2 separate regions of the Homo sapiens genome follow, and region 2 is linked to region 1. Evidence: chromatin loops called from intact Hi-C (ENCODE). Cell type or tissue: heart left ventricle. All regions are shown on one strand. Each heading gives the region's core, and the rest is flanking DNA. Links, peaks and the distances in the headings are about the cores only.

What was found. Peaks named below come from ENCODE experiments on the same cell type or tissue, not always from the same donor. Only the 100,000 strongest peaks of a DNase experiment are listed, where the experiment ranks them.
Region 2: a loop joins it to region 1, with 4 times the contacts of the local background. A loop is called at or near these places in 54 of 110 quality-filtered maps.

What each region holds. Positions count from the first base shown.
Region 1 is chr17:4,416,579-4,424,896 of GRCh38, reverse strand. No RefSeq gene overlaps it. Among named protein-coding and RNA genes, the nearest start is that of SPNS3, 13 kb to the left of the region's middle. RefSeq lists a silencer at 4,008-4,207. In heart left ventricle, for the core only: a CTCF peak has its summit at 4,130 (motif pointing left); no DNase peak of the experiment used is centred there.
Region 2 is chr17:4,537,170-4,545,487 of GRCh38, reverse strand. It overlaps SPNS2 (SPNS lysolipid transporter 2, sphingosine-1-phosphate), which reads right to left. Exons shown (of 13, transcript NM_001124758.3): 13 at 6,453-8,035. MYBBP1A (MYB binding protein 1a) reads left to right here. Exons shown (of 26, transcript NM_014520.4): 16 at 143-229; 17 at 313-462; 18 at 567-737; 19 at 842-999; 20 at 2,323-2,575; 21 at 2,747-2,872; 22 at 2,956-3,024; 23 at 3,597-3,704; 24 at 3,924-4,025; 25 at 5,004-5,140; 26 at 5,521-6,584. The coding sequence ends at 6,073. Among named protein-coding and RNA genes, the nearest start is that of MYBBP1A, 14 kb to the left of the region's middle. In heart left ventricle, for the core only: CTCF peaks have their summits at 3,669 and 5,086 (motif pointing right); DNase peaks (open chromatin) are centred at 3,807, 4,659, 7,137, 7,877 and 5 weaker places; H3K27ac peaks cover 2,391 bases.

The DNA.
Region 1 (8,318 bases), core at 203-8,202:
AAGACTCTGTTTCAAAAAAAAAAAAAAGGCTAAATTGTAAATTCTATATTATTTTACCACAATTAAAAAAAAAGTAAATGGGGTTATTGTAATATCAGAACAGTGACAACATTCTAGATTCCCAGCTTCAGAGGCTGGTTAAATAAATTATGGTACCTCCAGGCCAGGCGCCGTGGCTCATGCCTGTAATCCCAGCACCTTGGGAGGCCGAAGCAAGCGGATCACCTGAAGTCAGGAGTTCGAGACCATCCTGGCCAACATAGAGAAACCCCGTCTCTACTAAAAATACAAAATTAGCCGGGCGTGGTGGCACATGCCTGTAATCCCAGTTATTTGGGAGGTTGAGGCAGGAGAATCGCTTGAACCCTGGAGGCGGAGGTTGCAGTGAGCTGAGATCCTGCCATTGCACTCCAGCCTGGGCAACAAGAGCGAAACTCCATCTCAAAAAAAAAAAAATTAAATTAATAAATAAATCATGGTACCTCCCTACAATGGGGCACCAGACAGCCCTGTACATGATGTTAGTCTATGTTGATCTGAAAGACGTTCAGAATTTGATGGTGAAAAATAAACAAGAGCCTACAAAATCCATGTCCAGGATAATTCCATTCAGATAAAAATAATAAAACACATCAAAGACAAACTTGTGAACTGGCCAGTCATAGCTTATTTGGCTGCTTTTTCTCGTGAATTCTGATACAGAAGCTTATTGGGGGCCAGGCGTGGTGGCTCACACCTGTAATCCCAGCACTTTGGGAGGCCAGGGCGGGCAGATCACCTGAGGTCAGGAGATAGAGACCAGCCTGGCCAACATGGTGAAACCCCGTCTCTACTAAAAATACAAAAAAATTAGCCGGGCATGGTGGTGGTGCCTGTAATCCCAGCTACTTGGGTGACTGAGGCAGGAGAATCCCTTGAACCCAGTAGGCAGAGGTTGCAGTGAGCCAAGATCGCACCACTGCACTCCAGCCTGGGCAACAAGAGCAAAACTCCATCTCAAAAAAAAAAAAAAAAAGCTCATTTGAGATGATTTTTAGTGGAGACCCTTCCAGAGTGGCTCCCATCAGAGTTTAAATTTATGTCCTTTTTTTAACAAAAGAAATGTCCAGCCTCACAGAATAGGAGGTGACAGGCTGGGCACAGTGGTTCACACCTGTAATTCCAACAGTTTGGGAGGCCAAGGTGAGAGGATTGTTTGAACCCAGGAGTTTGAGACCAGCCTGGGCAACAGGCCCCCATCGCTGCAAAAAAAAAAAAAAAAATTAGACAGGCATGGTGGTGGTGTGCCTGTAGTCCCAGCTACTCAGGAGGTTGAGGCAGGAGGATTGCAGGATTGCTTGAGCCAAGGAGGTTGAGGCTGTAGCGAGCTGTGATTGCATCACTGTACTCCAGCCTCAGTGACAGAGCAAGACCCTTAATCAAAAAAAAAAAAAAAAAGAAGGTCACAGGAAGTCACTCAGGAATCACTTTTTTTTTTTTTTGAAATGGAGTCTCCCTGTGTCACCCAGGCTGGAGTGCAGTGGTGCAGTCTCGGCTCATTGCAAGCTCCACCTCCCGGGTTCACGCCATTCTCCTGCCTCAGCCTCCTGAGTAGCTGGGACTACAGGCACCTGCCACCACACCCAGCTAATTTTTTGTATTTTTAGTAGAGACGGGGTTTCACTGTGTTAGCCAGGATGGTCTAGATCTCCTGACCTTGTAATCCACCCACCTCGGCCTCCCAAAGTGCTGGGATTATAGGCATGAGCCACCGAGCCCGGCCAGGAATCACTCTTCAGAAATCCCCAGGGAGTCATCTTTTATGTGATGAATCAATAAGGATGCTTTTGTCCGCAAGTAACAGCAGAAGTAACAGCAGCCAAACCAGGACATTCATTCGTTCTCTTGCACTGCAAATCAAGAAGTAGGCAGTTTCAGGGTTGATTAACTCAGTGGCTCCATGACATCATAAAAAACTCAGTGTTTTTCATCTTTCCCCCCTGAAATCTTTATAGTGTTGGCCTTTGATTACTTAATTAATTGCTATAAAACAAATCCCCCCAGAACTCATGGCTTTAAACAACAGTAGTCATTTATCTCTTGCATTTTTCAGTGGTCAGGAATTTGGGAGCAGCTGAGATGCAGGACTATGGCTCAGGGTCTCTTGTTGCCGTGAAGGGCTGCAGTCCCCTAAAGTCTTAACTGGGGCTGGGAGCTCTGTTTCCAAGGGGCCTCACTCACGTGGCAGGCAAGTTGGTGCTGCCTGTTGGCTCCTGTCTAGATGGGTCCCTCCACAGGACTGCTTGAGCATCCTCACGGTATGGTGGCTAGTTTCCTGCAGGGGGAACAATACATTAGGGACCAAGGCAGAAACTGCAACATCTTTTTTTTTTTTTTTTTTTTTTTTGAGACAGAGTCTTGCTCTGTCACCCAGGACGTAGTGCACTGGCACAATCTCCACTCGCTGCAACCTCCATCTCTTGGGTTCAAGCGATTCTCCCACCTCAGCCTCCTGAGTCACTGGGATTACAGGCGCATGCCACGACGCCCAGCTAGTTTTTGTATTTTTAGTAGAGACAGCGTTTTACCATGTTGGCCAGGCTGGTCTTGAACTCCTGACCTCAGGTGATCCAGCTGCCTCGGCCTCTCAAAGTGCTGGGATTACAGGCGTGAGCCACTGCGTCTGGCCTGCATCTTTCCTGACCTGGACTCCTAGGTCTGTACTCAGCTGCATTCCATTGGCCACACAGGCCAGTCTATGCTCTGTGTTCCCATACTCTCTGCTGCCCCTCCATGTGGAAGGGCATGAATACCAGGAGGGAAAGCTTGCGGGAGATCTTTTTTAAAAAAAGAAGATTTATGTATTTTATTCAAGCCAATTTTTTTTTTGTTTTGCTTTGTTTTTGAGATGTCGTTTTGCTCTTGTCGCCCAAGCTGGAATGCAGTGGTGCAATCTCAGCTCACTGCAACCTCTGCCTCCCAGGTTCAAGCAATTCTCCTGCCTCAGCCTCCCAGAAGTAGCTGGGATTACAGGCACTTGCCACCACGCCCGGCTAATTTTTGTATTTTTAGTAGAGACAGGGTTTCTCCATGTTGGCCAGGCTGGTCTCGAACACCTGACCTCAGGTGATACACCCGTTTCAGCCTCCCAAAGTGCTGGGATTACCAGCCTGAGCCACCACGCCCTGCCACGAGATCTTCTTGCAGGCTGGCTACCACAGTCTCCATCTTGAGGCTTGTCGTCTCACATATAAGAAGGTAGGAGATTCATCCTGAAATGTGTTCATGTGTATTTATTAGGGAGGAAAATCTGCCCTAGAAATTCCCCTGCTGGTGCTCCCTCACAGCCCACTGGCCAGGTTGAGTCACATGTCGGTGCCACGTCTGCAGGAGAAGCTGGGAAGGTGGGTGCCAGGGAAGTCTGCCTCTGTCTCTGAGGAAGAATGGGAAAGAAAGGGGCCACAGGGTAGCCGGGCGCAGTGGCTCATGCCTATAATCCCAGCACTTTAGGAGGCTGAGGCGGGCGGATCACTTGAGGTCAGGAGTTTGAGACCAGCCTGGCCAACATGGTGAAACCCTGTCTCTACTAAAAATACAAAAATTAGCCAGACGTGGTGGCAGGCGCCAGTAATCTCAGCTACTCGGGAGGCTGAGGCAAGAGAATCGCTTGAACCCAGGAGGCAGAGGTTGCAGTGAGCCGAGATTGTGCCACTGCACTCCAGCCTGGGGAGACAAGAGCAAGACTTCGTCTCGAAAAAAAAAAAAAAAAAGAAAGTGGCCACGGGATAAGCAGACCATGTCTTCGCAGATGGCTAACCACCTCTCAGCCTTGATGCTTGCAGGGCTGAAACGAGCTCCTGGTATGGATTCCCAAAGAGGAAGGGAAAATTTTAGGTTCTAGATCTAGAAGGTGGCAGATGTCAGAAGCTGTCCTAACCCAGGCCTCCTGGAGCTAGGAGTCACCCTAGATGGTGGAAAGTGTGCAGGAAATACAGCCACTGAACCCTGAGAACAGCAAGCTTGACATCTCAAGCCTAGAACCCTTCTCGCTGAGGTTAGCACGATTTCAAAAAGCATCGTTACCACCAAGTCCTGGGGACTGGTTACAACCAGGTTTCAATGGCGACACCATGTGGTCATGATGGGAAATAGCAGTCATGACCTATGCCCCGCATGGTGTAGGCTCTCAAAAGTTTCTGGGTGATACAGGGTGGTCTCAAGATCCTGAATGGTTTTTGTTTTTTTGAGACAGGGTCTCACTCTATCAACCAGGCTGGAGTGCAGTAGCAGTCATCACAGCTCACTGCAGCCTCCATCTCCTGGGCTCAAGCGATCCACCTGCCTCGACCTCTCAAAACGCTGGGATTACAGGCGTGAGCCACCACACCTGGCCCTGGATTTCTTTTTAATAAGGCATACACAGGCCCGGCGTGGTGGCTCACACCTGTAATCCCAGCACTTTGGGAGGCCAAGGAGGGTGAAACACGAGGTCAGGAGTTCGAGACCAGCCTCTACTAAACCACGCCTCTACTAAAAATACAAAAATTAGCCGGGCATGGTGGCACATGCCTGTAGTCCCAGCTACTTCGGAGGCTGAAGCAGGAGAATTGCTTGAACCTGGGAGGTAGAGGTTGCAATGGGGCAAGATTGCGACATTGCACGCCAGCCTGGGAGACAGAGCGAGACTCCGTCTAAAATAATAACAATAATAATAAGGCATACACAAGCATGAACAATTAATTGGGAAAATTAGAGTTATGATCATATTTTAGACCACATTGTGGAACTGGCCATATTTATAAAGTATGTTCATATAGTGAAAGTGTGGAAGGCTATATCTCAAAGGCTTAACAGTGTACTTATCTCAGGCTCATAGAACTATAGGTAAACTTTTTTCCTTTATTTCTTTTTTCTATCATTACATGCCAGTAATAACAATAGCAAACACTAACAGAGCACATACCATGTGCTGAGTGCCTGTTAATTGGCGATGATCATTATGCTGGCTGGGTGCGGTGGTTCACGCCTGGAATCCCAGCACTGTGGGAGGCCGAGGCAGGTGGATTACGAGGTCAGAAGTTCGAGATCAGCCTGGCCAATATGGTGAAACCCCATCTCTACTAAAAATACAAAAATTAGCTGGGCTTGGTGGTGCACACCTGTAGTCCCAGCTGTTCAGGAGGCTGAGGCATGAGAATCACTTGAACCTGGGAGGTGGAGGTTGCAGTGAGCTGAGATCGTGCCACTGTACTCCAGCATGGGCAACAGAGCAAGACTCCATCTCAAAAAAAAAAAAAATTCTCATTATGCTTACTTTTTGGCGGGGGCAGGCAGAGACAGGGACTCTTTCTGTCACCCAGGTTGGAGTTCAGTGTTGCAGTCATAGCTCGCTGCAGCCTTGCCCTCCTCGGCTCAAGCGATCCTCCCACCTCAGCCTCCTGAGTAGCTGGGACTACAGGTGTGCAACATCACATTTGGCTAATTTTTTATTTTTTATTTTGTTTTTTAAAGAGGGGGCCTCCCCATGTTGCCCAGGCTGGTCTCAAACTCCTGGGCTCAAGTGATCTTCCCATCTCGGCCTCCCAAAGTGCTGAGATTATAGGCGTGAGCCACCATGACCAGCTTATACTTACTTTTTACGCGAGGAAACTGAGACACAAGGAAGCTAAGTCAGTGCCCCATGTAGCTCTGAACTCTGTGCTCCCATCCTCTCTGCTGTACTGCCTCCCTGTCTTATCTGTGTATATTAATTTTTCTGCAGTGTGTCGCTTGCATAGTAATAATATAAGAAAAGAAAAAGCAGTGGGATGTATACCTTTTTCCACCCTCCCCCCCGCAAGACGGAGTCTTGCTCTGTCACCCAGGCTGGAGTGCAGTGGCGCGATCTAGGCTCACTGCAACCTCCGCCTCCTGGGTTCAAGTAATCCCCCTGCCTCAGCCTCCAGGGTAGCTGGGATTACAGGCACACACCACCACACCCGGCTAGTTTTTGTATTTTTAGTAGAGATGGGGTTTCACCATGTTGGACAGGCTGATCTCGAACTTCTGACCTTGTGACCTGCCTCCCTTGGCTTCCCAAAGTGCTGGGATTACAGGTGTGAGCCACCGCACCCAGCCTGATATATAGCTTTTATAATCAGAAAAAAAATAATGCTGGCTGGGCATGGTGGCTCATTCCTGTAATCCCAGCTTTTTGACAGGCTGAGATGGGAGGATTGCTTGAGCCCAGGAGTTCCGAGACCAGCCTGGGCAACATAGCAAGACATTGTCTCTACAAAAAAAAATTTTTTTTTTAATTAGCCAGGCATGGTGGCATGCACCTGTAGTCCCAGCTACTCAGGAGGCTGAGGTGGGAGAATTGCTTAAGCTCAGGAGTTTGAAGGTGCAGTGAGCCATGATCGCACTACCGTACTCCAGCCTGGAGCACAGAGTGAGACACTGTCTCTAAATAAATGAAGAAATAAAAATAAAAAATACACCACGTGCTGTGGCTCATGCCTGTAATCCCAGCACTTTGGGAGGCCGAAGCAGGCAGATCACCTGAGGTCACGAGTTCGAGACCAGCCTGGCCAACATGGTGAAACCCCACCTCTACTAAAAATATAAAAATGAGTGCGGGCTTGGTGGTGTGCACCTGTAATCCCAGCTACTCAGGAGGCTGAGATAGAAGAATCACTTGAACCCAGGAGGCAGAGGATGCAGTGAACCGAGATCGTGCCATTGCACTCCACCCTAGGTGACAGAGCCAGACTCTGTCTCAAATAAATAAATAAAATGAAATAAAAAATAATGCTTTGAAACTAAACAAAATGTGCAAATGATGTGTGCTTTCCACACAGCTCCAGAGCTCAGGACTGTGGGTGCCACATGGATGTAGCTACGCCAGAAAGGTCAGGAATTTGTGCCTGCAAAGGCCCAGTTTGCCTCTTCGCCTGGGCTCTCCTGATTTGACAGCAGTGTGGAAGGCCGGGCATGGTGGCTCACGCCTGTAATCCCAGCACTTTGGGAGGCCAAGGCAGGTGGATCGCGAGGTCAGGGGATCAAGACCATCCTGGCTAACATGGTGAAACCCCGTCTCTACTAAGAATACAAAAAATTAGCTGGGCGTGGTGGCGGGCGCCTGTAGTCCCAGCTACTTGGGAGGCTGAGGCAGGAGAATGGCGTGAACCCGGGAGGCAGAGCTTGCAGTGAGCCGAGACTATGCCACTGCACTCCAGCCTGGGCGACAGAGCGAGACTCTGTCTCAAAAAAAAAAAACACAAGACAGCAGTGTGGAAAATCTCCCTTTTCCTTTGGAATCTATAAATATAGGGACCCACAGTTATTAGGGACCTAGCTTTGGTGAGCAGTGGGCCAAAACTGGGAACAGAGATTGGAATGAGAGGGCCTGGCAAACTGAGGGGAAGCTGGGAAAAGAGAAGCAGGGAAAGGGAAAGAGGAAGTGGACAGAGATAGATGAAAAGGAGAAAGAGAATGCTCCAAACTCCCTCCATCCCCAGCTTTCTGAACTTTCAACACTCACCCCATGGGCCTGTTGATGCCACCTCCTACTAGTGCAAACTTCACACATCACCTCCTCCAGGAAGCTGCCAGGCTTGGCTAAGCCTTTTGGCTTGGCTTATCTTTATTATGACACTTACTGCTCATCATTAGGATTTTCTGTCTCCTTCACTGGTCAGTGAGGCTCTCGAGGGAAAGGAGGCCTTTCTGCCTCCCGCTGACCCAGGCCTTGTAGAGAGCAGGAAGACAAAACAGGTGCTCTGAATGAGTGAATAAATCTAGCTTCTCAGGCCATCAGCCTCACCAGCCTGGGAGTAATAGGCTCTGAATTTCGGCAAAGGATGCTCTGGCCTACATCAGTAAAATAGCTAGAACTGTATCCCCAGTCGAAAATATGGGCTGGGTGCGGTGGCTCACGCTTGTAATCCCAGCACTTTGGAAGGCCAAGGCAGGCGGGTCACCTGAGGTCAGAAGTTTGAGACCAGCCAGACCAACATGGTGAAACCCCATCTCTACTAAAAAATACAAAAACTAGCCAGGTGTGGTGGCATGTGCCTGTAATCCCAGCTACTTAAGAGGCTAAGGTGGGAGAATTGCTTGAACCTGGGAGGCGGAGGTTGCAGTGAGCTGAGATCGTGCACCACTGCATTCCAGCCTGGGTGGCAGAGCGAGACTGTGTCTCAGAAAAAAAAAAGAAAAAGAAAATCTTGCATTCACTTGGAACAGTCTTTCAAACGCATGGCCCCTGGATGCTCTCTGTACACAGGGGCATCTCTGTGGGGCAGCCAGTGTCTTGCAGGGATCCAGGGTTGTAGTGTTGACACCCCCTCTCCCTTTCC
Region 2 (8,318 bases), core at 111-8,110, 120 kb before region 1:
CAACGAGGCCTTGGCCTGGCCTGGCCGCCTCTCCTAGGCTCCGTTTTCTTCTGGGAAATGGAGGTCTTTGGTCAAGGCTGAGTGGGGCCTGGAGAGGAGGGCGGGGGCTGCAAATGGGTCAGTGGCTGGCACCCCTCCCCAGGTGCTGAACCCCGAGACCAGTGAGGATGAGAATGACCGTGTGGTGGTGACGGACGATTCTGATGAGCGGCGGCTGAAGGGTGCAGAGGTGTTGCCAGCATGGGCCGGGCGGGGGCGGTGGGGAGTGGGACGATCGGGGAGGTGTGTGACGCGCCTGCCTCTACCACACAGGACAAGAGCGAGGAAGGTGAGGACAACAGAAGCTCAGAGAGTGAAGAGGAGAGCGAGGGGGAGGAGAGCGAGGAGGAGGAGCGCGACGGGGACGTGGATCAGGGCTTCCGGGAACAGCTGATGACCGTGCTGCAGGCTGGGAAGGCGCTGGTGAGTGGGGGAGGTGGAGGGGGGGGCGGCCGGGGAGGGCTCGGGTGTCCCCATGTTGTGTGCCTGCCCGAGGCCTGGCTGACCGCTGGGCCTCTGTCCCTCAGGGTGGAGAGGACAGTGAGAACGAGGAGGAGCTGGGGGATGAGGCCATGATGGCCCTGGACCAGAGCCTCGCCAGCCTCTTTGCCGAGCAGAAGCTGCGTATCCAGGCCCGGCGAGACGAGAAGAACAAGCTGCAGAAGGAGAAGGCTCTGCGGCGCGACTTCCAGATCCGGGTGAGCCTGGGGGCGGGCCGCACCCACCCCCGCCTCCCTGTGCGCCCACCCCCGCCTCCCTGTGCGCCCACCCCCGTGTTGCTGACCTGCCCTCCTGGCTGCAGGTGCTGGACCTGGTGGAGGTGCTAGTGACCAAGCAGCCCGAGAATGCCCTGGTCCTGGAGCTGCTGGAGCCGCTGCTGAGCATCATCCGGCGCAGCCTGCGCAGCAGCAGCTCCAAACAGGAGCAGGACCTTCTGCACAAGACGGCGCGCATCTTCACGTGAGCACGGGGGTGCAGGGCGGGCAGGTGTGGCCGGCAGCCCCCAGGCGCAGGAGAGCCAGAGCTCTAGGCTTGCTGTCTGCACAGGAAGGAGAGAGCCAAGCTTCCAGCCTGGGCCCCTAGCTCGCAGGCTCACTGCTCAGCCCTAGAGGCACACGTCACTTAGTGATTCCCACAGTCCTTGCTTCATCCCCGCGTTCTCCCGACACAGTGCCAACAGTGCCCTGGAGCTGGGGTCCATCCCTGCCCTTGACAGTCTCAAGTGGGGCTGTGCCAACAGTGCCCTGGAGCTGGGGTCCATCCCTGCCCTTGACAGTCTCAAGTGGGGCTGTGCTGGGGTGGAGGGGGACAGTGGGTGCACCTGTGGCAGGGGACACCCAACCCAGTCCTCGGAGGTGTAGTGTGCATGGGAGTTTGTCAGGCTGGGAGGCCTTGGGCAGGGCAGAAAGGGAGGAAGAGCATCCTGACGGGAGCTGGTCAGACACGCAGCTGGAAGGTCAGGCAAGCAGCGAGGCCACAGACCCCCGCACCCTCGCAGGCCCTGACCCTAGCGGTGCTGGAGGCCACAGAGGCATTATCAGCAAGAGCAGTGGCGTGGGGAAGGGTCTGAGTCTGGTTTGCCTTTTCAGAAACGGCTGGCAGCGTGGAGAAGGGTTTGGGAGGGGCTGTGCTGGAGGCAGAGGGCCCAGGAGGGAGGCGGTGGCAGGCGTGGGAGAGACAGGCAGGCACCTGGTAGACCTGCCTTCAGAGCTCAGGTGCTGGGGAGGTGAAGGCCTGGGAGCTGGGGCGCTGCGTGGATAGTCAGGAGGGGTGGGGAGTGTGACTGGCAGTGCATTCTTCACAAACCCAGGCCCGCCCGGGCCACGCCTTCTCAGATAGTTCTGCCAGCGTGCGTGGACAGTGTCGTTTGTTGAGCATCCTGCCTCTTGCCCCCATTATATCCCCGGCCCTGCAGGGCCACAGAGGGTTCTAAGCACATGAACCCTTGTCTCGCTTTACAAAAGGCCTGAAGGCCACTGCCCCATGAGAGACAAGTGTAGACAGGAGGGGTGCCCCAGGCAGGCAGTTGGCCCTTGGTGCAGCCTCCACTCAGGGAGCTGTTCTGTTCTCCCCTGGAGCGCCCCTGTCACCCCAGCACTCTGAGCCCACACAGCTTCCAGGCAGCCTGCAGGCGGCCCTGGGCCCTCCTCTGTGGCCTGGGTCGCCTCTGTCGTCTTCTAGGTCTGTTTCCCCACTTATAAAGTGGGACTTGGGTTGGCTCTGCTTGGCGGAGCAGGGTGGACCGAGAATGTTCTGACCAGCTCTCGTCCTCACCACCCACAGGCACCACCTGTGCCGTGCCCGGCGCTACTGCCACGACTTGGGTGAGCGCGCAGGGGCCCTGCACGCCCAGGTGGAGCGGTTGGTGCAGCAGGCTGGCCGCCAGCCCGACTCCCCCACCGCCCTCTACCACTTCAACGCCTCTCTCTACCTGCTCCGGGTCTTGAAGGGCAACACTGCTGAGGGCTGCGTGCATGAGACACAGGAGAAGCAGAAAGCTGGCACTGACCCCAGCCACATGCCCACGGGCCCGCAGGTGAGCAGGGCCTGGCCCAGGAGCAGCCCCAGGCATTTCACAGCCAGGGAGTGGAGGCCGGGACTTCCCCAGGGCCCAACCCTCAGCCTTCTGATGAAGGTAGGCCAGGCTCTGCTCCCATCCCAGGGACCCCTCTCCTGGCCTCACCCAGCTCGCTCTCCCCTGGCCTAGGCTGCCAGCTGCTTGGACTTGAACCTGGTGACCCGGGTGTACTCGACAGCACTGAGCTCCTTCCTGACCAAGCGCAACAGCCCCCTCACAGTTCCCATGTTCCTCAGCCTCTTCTCCCGGCACCCGGTGAGTGTTGGGGCCTGCCCTGCTTCCTCATGGTCCCTGCTCAGCCCAGCCTGCACCTCACAGCCCTTGTCACTCCCCACCAGGTGCTCTGTCAGAGCCTGCTCCCCATCCTGGTCCAGCATATCACGGGCCCGGTGCGGCCCCGTCATCAGGTGAGAGACTTCCCAGCTCCCAGCCCAGGGCCTGTCTGAATTAACCCGCTTAACCCTCTTCTGACTGGATATTGTGAGGCCCCAGAGCGCTGTCCTGGTGAGCACGGGCACAGCTGTCCCTGCCCCACTGGCTTGGCTGTGGGTACATGGTCTCTGAAGGGGGTGGCCGTGCCCTGGCCCCTGCCACACAGTGAACACACAGGAGCTGAGGGGGCAGGGCCAGCCTCACTCCCGCAGCCACTGCTGCCCATCTGGCCACACACAGGATGCCCCTGGTAGTGTCTGCTCTGGTGCCAGGGCTGTTGGGGGCAGGCTGGAGGAAGATGGCACTAAGCCAATAATGGGCAGGAATTGTCCCAACCTGAGGTCCCACCTCTATCCAGCTGGGAGGCCTTGGTGTCCCCACCTGCACACAAAGGCACAGGAGCAGGTAGTCACAGAGCCCAGAGCAGCAGGCAGCCTCACACGCTGCCCACAGCAGTGCCCAGCGGGCCCCCGAGCCCTCATGCATCCCTGAGCCGTGAGCACCCAACGTGCCAAGGCTCCTGCCACCCACCTTTGCCCACCCACAGGCCTGCCTGCTGCTCCAGAAGACCCTGTCCATGCGGGAGGTGAGGTCGTGCTTTGAGGACCCCGAGTGGAAGCAGCTGATGGGCCAGGTCCTAGCAAAGGTCACCGAGGTAACAGCCGGGGGGCGCCCTTTCCCCACCCCCTCAGAATCAGTTCTCCGGGAGACCGATCTCTGGGAAAGAAGTGAGGATTGGAGCCTGAGTCCAGAGTCGGGAGAACTGGGGTTGTCCCAGGAGACGGTCCCTGCCTCTGGGCTTTACTTCCGGCTGGGAAACAGAAAGGCTTTGAGCAGCTCTCCGGAGTGCCTCAGCCTGGCCACCCTTCCCTAGAACTTGCGCGTGCTGGGGGAGGCGCAGACCAAGGCGCAGCATCAGCAGGCACTGTCCTCCCTGGAGCTGCTCAACGTTCTCTTCAGGACCTGCAAACATGAGGTGAGGCGGGGGCCCAGTCCGCGGTCGTGTTCGGGTTCCTCTTGGGGGCCTTGGGGCCTCCCGGCCAGCAGTGCCATGCCCGGGCTGGACTGCAGGGATGGGGGTCATGTGGGGAAACTTCTCAGTGCCTGGGCCAGGGCTCTGGGCTGCCATTTGGGCAGTTACCAAACCATGGATGGGTGAGTGACTTGGGAAGGGACTGTGCCACCCTGTCCTCCTCCTGCAGGGCGGGGTGAGAGGGGGTGGGGTGGCACTGCCACATCCCGTGAGAAAGCCGAGAAGGGGCTGGCAGGGCTGGAGACTGTGGAAGGGTTGGAGAAGATTCAGGGTGAGCAGCCAGGTTTCCAGGCCTGGTACAGGAGTGTGGGCAGCCATCAGGGCAGGGCTGGGAGGCAGCTGGAGGTGGCCATCTGGGTCCCCCGGTCTGGCCCAGAGGGCGGGGTTTGGGAATCTTCAGCATAGGTGCTAGTCAGCCCTTGTGGAGGGAGAGCTTGCCAAGGGGGTGCTGGCAGGCAGAGGCGGGGCCCGGGACGGGGCCTTACAAAACTGGCTGATAGTGAGGAAGCCAGGAGAGCAGGGCTCCCGGAAGCTGGCGGATTCCAACAATAACCCATTCAGGATGTGCAGGAAGGTGGCAGGGTTGGGTGGGGAAGCGCTTTGGCAGCCCCGCGGTGATGGAGTGCTGGGGAGTGGCCCTCTTGGAGGTGGGTGGGCCCGGGCCACTGCTGGAGGGGAGGACACCGAGACTCTGAGACCAGGCCTTTGGCTATGGGAAGGAGGAGAACCAACACCTGGGGCGCGTGTTTCCTCCCTCGGTAAGAGACACGGATGACTTAACAGGCAGAAGGAGAGGCTGAGGCCCAGGAAGGGGCAGGGGTCACTGGTGAGGCAGCAACAGGGCAGAGGTGGGAAGACTGGGAGCCCGCGAGAGGCCCCGCCCTCTGTGGCCCCACAGCTCTGCCTTCCCACCCTCTGCAGAAGCTGACCTTGGACCTGACGGTGCTCCTGGGTGTGCTGCAGGGGCAACAGCAGAGCCTACAGCAGGGGGCACACTCCACCGGCTCCAGCCGCCTGCACGACCTCTACTGGCAGGCCATGAAAACCCTGGGAGTCCAGTAGGTTCTGGGAGGGGGACACACACCTTGGGTAGGGGCTGGGAACACCCTCACGCTGCTGCACACACACACACGCTGCACACACGCTGCTGCACACGCACACTGCACACGCATGCTGCTGCACACACATGCACTCAAGCGCATTCTCAGATGTGGGAGCTGTAGGACCCTCACAGGACCCTCGCAGGAGCCTCGCAGGACCCTCGCAGGACCCAGGGGCCTCGCAGGACCCTCATAGGACCCTCACGGGACCCTCATAGGGGCCTCACAGAACCTAGGGGCCTCAGAGGACCCTCAGAATCCAGGTGGAGGTAGCAGTCGCGGTGGCGGTGGCTGCTGCCCTCGATGGGCACCTTCTAACCTTGCTCACTTCCCTTCAGGCGCCCCAAGTTGGAGAAGAAGGATGCCAAGGAGATCCCCAGTGCCACCCAGAGCCCCATCAGTAAGAAGCGGAAGAAAAAGGGATTCTTGCCAGAGACGAAGAAGCGCAAGAAACGCAAGTCAGAGGATGGCACGCCAGCGGAGGATGGCACACCTGCAGCCACCGGCGGGAGCCAGCCCCCCAGCATGGGCAGGAAGAAGAGGAACAGGACAAAGGCTAAGGTCCCAGCCCAGGCAAACGGGACGCCAACCACCAAGAGTCCAGCCCCTGGCGCCCCCACCCGGAGCCCCAGCACCCCTGCCAAATCCCCAAAACTGCAGAAGAAAAACCAGAAGCCGTCCCAGGTGAATGGAGCTCCCGGGTCCCCCACGGAACCTGCAGGCCAAAAGCAGCATCAGAAGGCTCTTCCCAAAAAGGGGGTCTTGGGCAAATCACCACTGTCCGCGCTGGCACGGAAAAAGGCAAGGCTGTCTTTGGTCATCAGGAGTCCCAGCCTGCTTCAGAGTGGGGCCAAGAAGAAAGCACAGGTGAGGAAGGCAGGGAAGCCCTGAGCACAGGTACGGGCCCCCCTCAGCCCCTGCCTCCATCTGCCTGAGACGCCTATTTTTTTTTTTTTTTTTTAAACCATGATTTTAATACGCAAGCTGTTTCTAAGGCGCTGCCACTGGGGAGGGTGGCTGTTGCCGCCTGCCCGGGCATCCTGCTCTGGCAAGCACAGCCTGAGCCATTCCTGCAGGGGTCCCAGGGTGCAGAGACCTCCCCACCCCCGGTTCTGGGCTGGGACCCTGGCTCCAGGGCCATGTCCAGGGCTCTGGTGTTTGCCTGGGTTGGTGCAGGTTGATGTGCTGGCTGCAGGCAGGTGTGACCATCTCTCGTGCCTGCCACCTCTTTGCCCCCAGGCTTTTTTGCTGTGAGGGAGCCACCAGGGGGTGATTTAAATAGGTTTATTTCTTCATTTACAAGAGGAATATATTTGGCTTCTCTCTTAAGACTCTGAGATTCACAATCAGCAGCTCTAAAAAATAAAGGAGCAGTTTGGCTTCCGGAAGGAAGAGGAGGCAACACTCGGACCTGGTTCTTGTACAACAAGAAAACATCGCTGGGGCCCCGCTGAGGCTGGAGTGGGGGTGGAGGCTGGTCTTTGGAGGATGCCACCCCCACCCCATCCTCTTGTCAGGCCCTCGGGGTACCCCAGAGCTTGGTGGGTGAGTATTCCACCTGCTTACACACCACTGAAGCCACAGCCAGCCAGTAACTAAGGGGCAAGAAGAGCATTGTCCAAGCTGGCTCTTGGGGGGTCCCCCATTGGCCACAAGGCCTCACCCCCCACCCCACCCCCGCACCAGAACCACCTTGATTGCAGCAGAAGTGCAGGGAGTGGGTGACGCAGGGGGCTAAGCTCCCCCAAAGCGGGTTGGGGCTGGTGTGAAGTTGGCAGCTGCATCCTGGTGTGTGCATGGATGGGAGGTGGGTGATCGAAGGCCTGGCCCCCCCCTGGGGTCACTTGGTGGAATGCCAGCAGCCAGTGTTTGGGTAGGGGCCGCCTCTCCCGGGGCCTCAGCCTCAGCTCTGGGGCAGGAAGCTTTGTGGATAGCTGCTTCCTCCAGCAGCCGGAGCCCTGGCTACTGCCCCATGGATTCTGGGAATGGTCTCCTGGGCCCTGCCCCTGGAAAAGGCTCAGCTCAGCCTCGGGGAAGGAGTGGGGTCCTGGCTTGGGGGGTGGTGGCAGGGAGAGAAGCCCTGCAGAGTTGGGCTGGTGTGCACCTGCCAGAGACCTTGAGCCTGGGGGCACAGGTGGTGTACAGCTGCAGCCAGGGCCTTCACCCCTGGTGATGCCAGCTTGTCAGAACAGTCCCCATCTGGGACCTCCAGGCTGGGAGCCAACCCGAGACAGTGAGACAGTGTCCTCCAGGGAGTACCCAGAGACTTGGGCGCCCAGCTTCATTTGCCAGGTTGCGTCCAATATCCCCAAGGTCCGAGGCCCAGCTGAGCAGTGGTCCCTGCATACCAGGCCCTCGCGTGAGCCTCAAAGCCGGGACTGCCGCCCTGAGGCCTGGGCCACCTGCTCTCCGTATGGTCCAGGGTCTGTTGAGTCTTCAAAGCTGCAGATCGTGCTTTGCCCAGCAAGTTGTGTGGGAAAGTCCAGCCCCCTGGCCCTTCGTTCCAGGGAGGGCAGGGACTTGCCCAAGATCACATAAGCTGGTGGCAGGCCAGGCTCTCCCCGGACACCCACTTGGGGCTGTCTTCTTCCTTGGCCCCAGGGGCCCTGCGGCCCAAACCTAGGGCTGGGAACCTGTCCAACCGTGTGGCTCCAACACACACATCCTTCCAGGGTAACTGAGGACACAGCCTCTTCTTGATGCCAGGGCCACTCAGCAGGCCTGGGCCAGAGAGGGTGGGTGCCTAGCCGTGGATCACACAGAAAGCTTTGGGGCAGCCCAGCCGGTCCCGGACGCTGTAGGACACCTCCCAGACGAGGTGGGAGTGTGGGTTCTTCATTGTCCCAATGGCACCTGGGGAAAGGGGTGTCAGGTCAGCAGTGGGGCTTAGTGGGGCCTGTGCCAAGGCTGCCCTCCCTCCTTCCCTTTTCTTGCTGTTTGGAGACGCAAGCCTTCTCCTGGACCTGCAGCTGTGACCCTGGGTCTCGTGCTGCTGGGAAGCTATAACTCCCAGAGGGAAGGGCCAAGGAGTCAGGCCCTGGTACATCCAGGAGGATTTGGGAGAACAGAAGTCCGGACAGAGTGAGGAGTTCCTGGCCAGTCCTGGCCCTGATCTATGCGAGGCCCCACCCAGCCC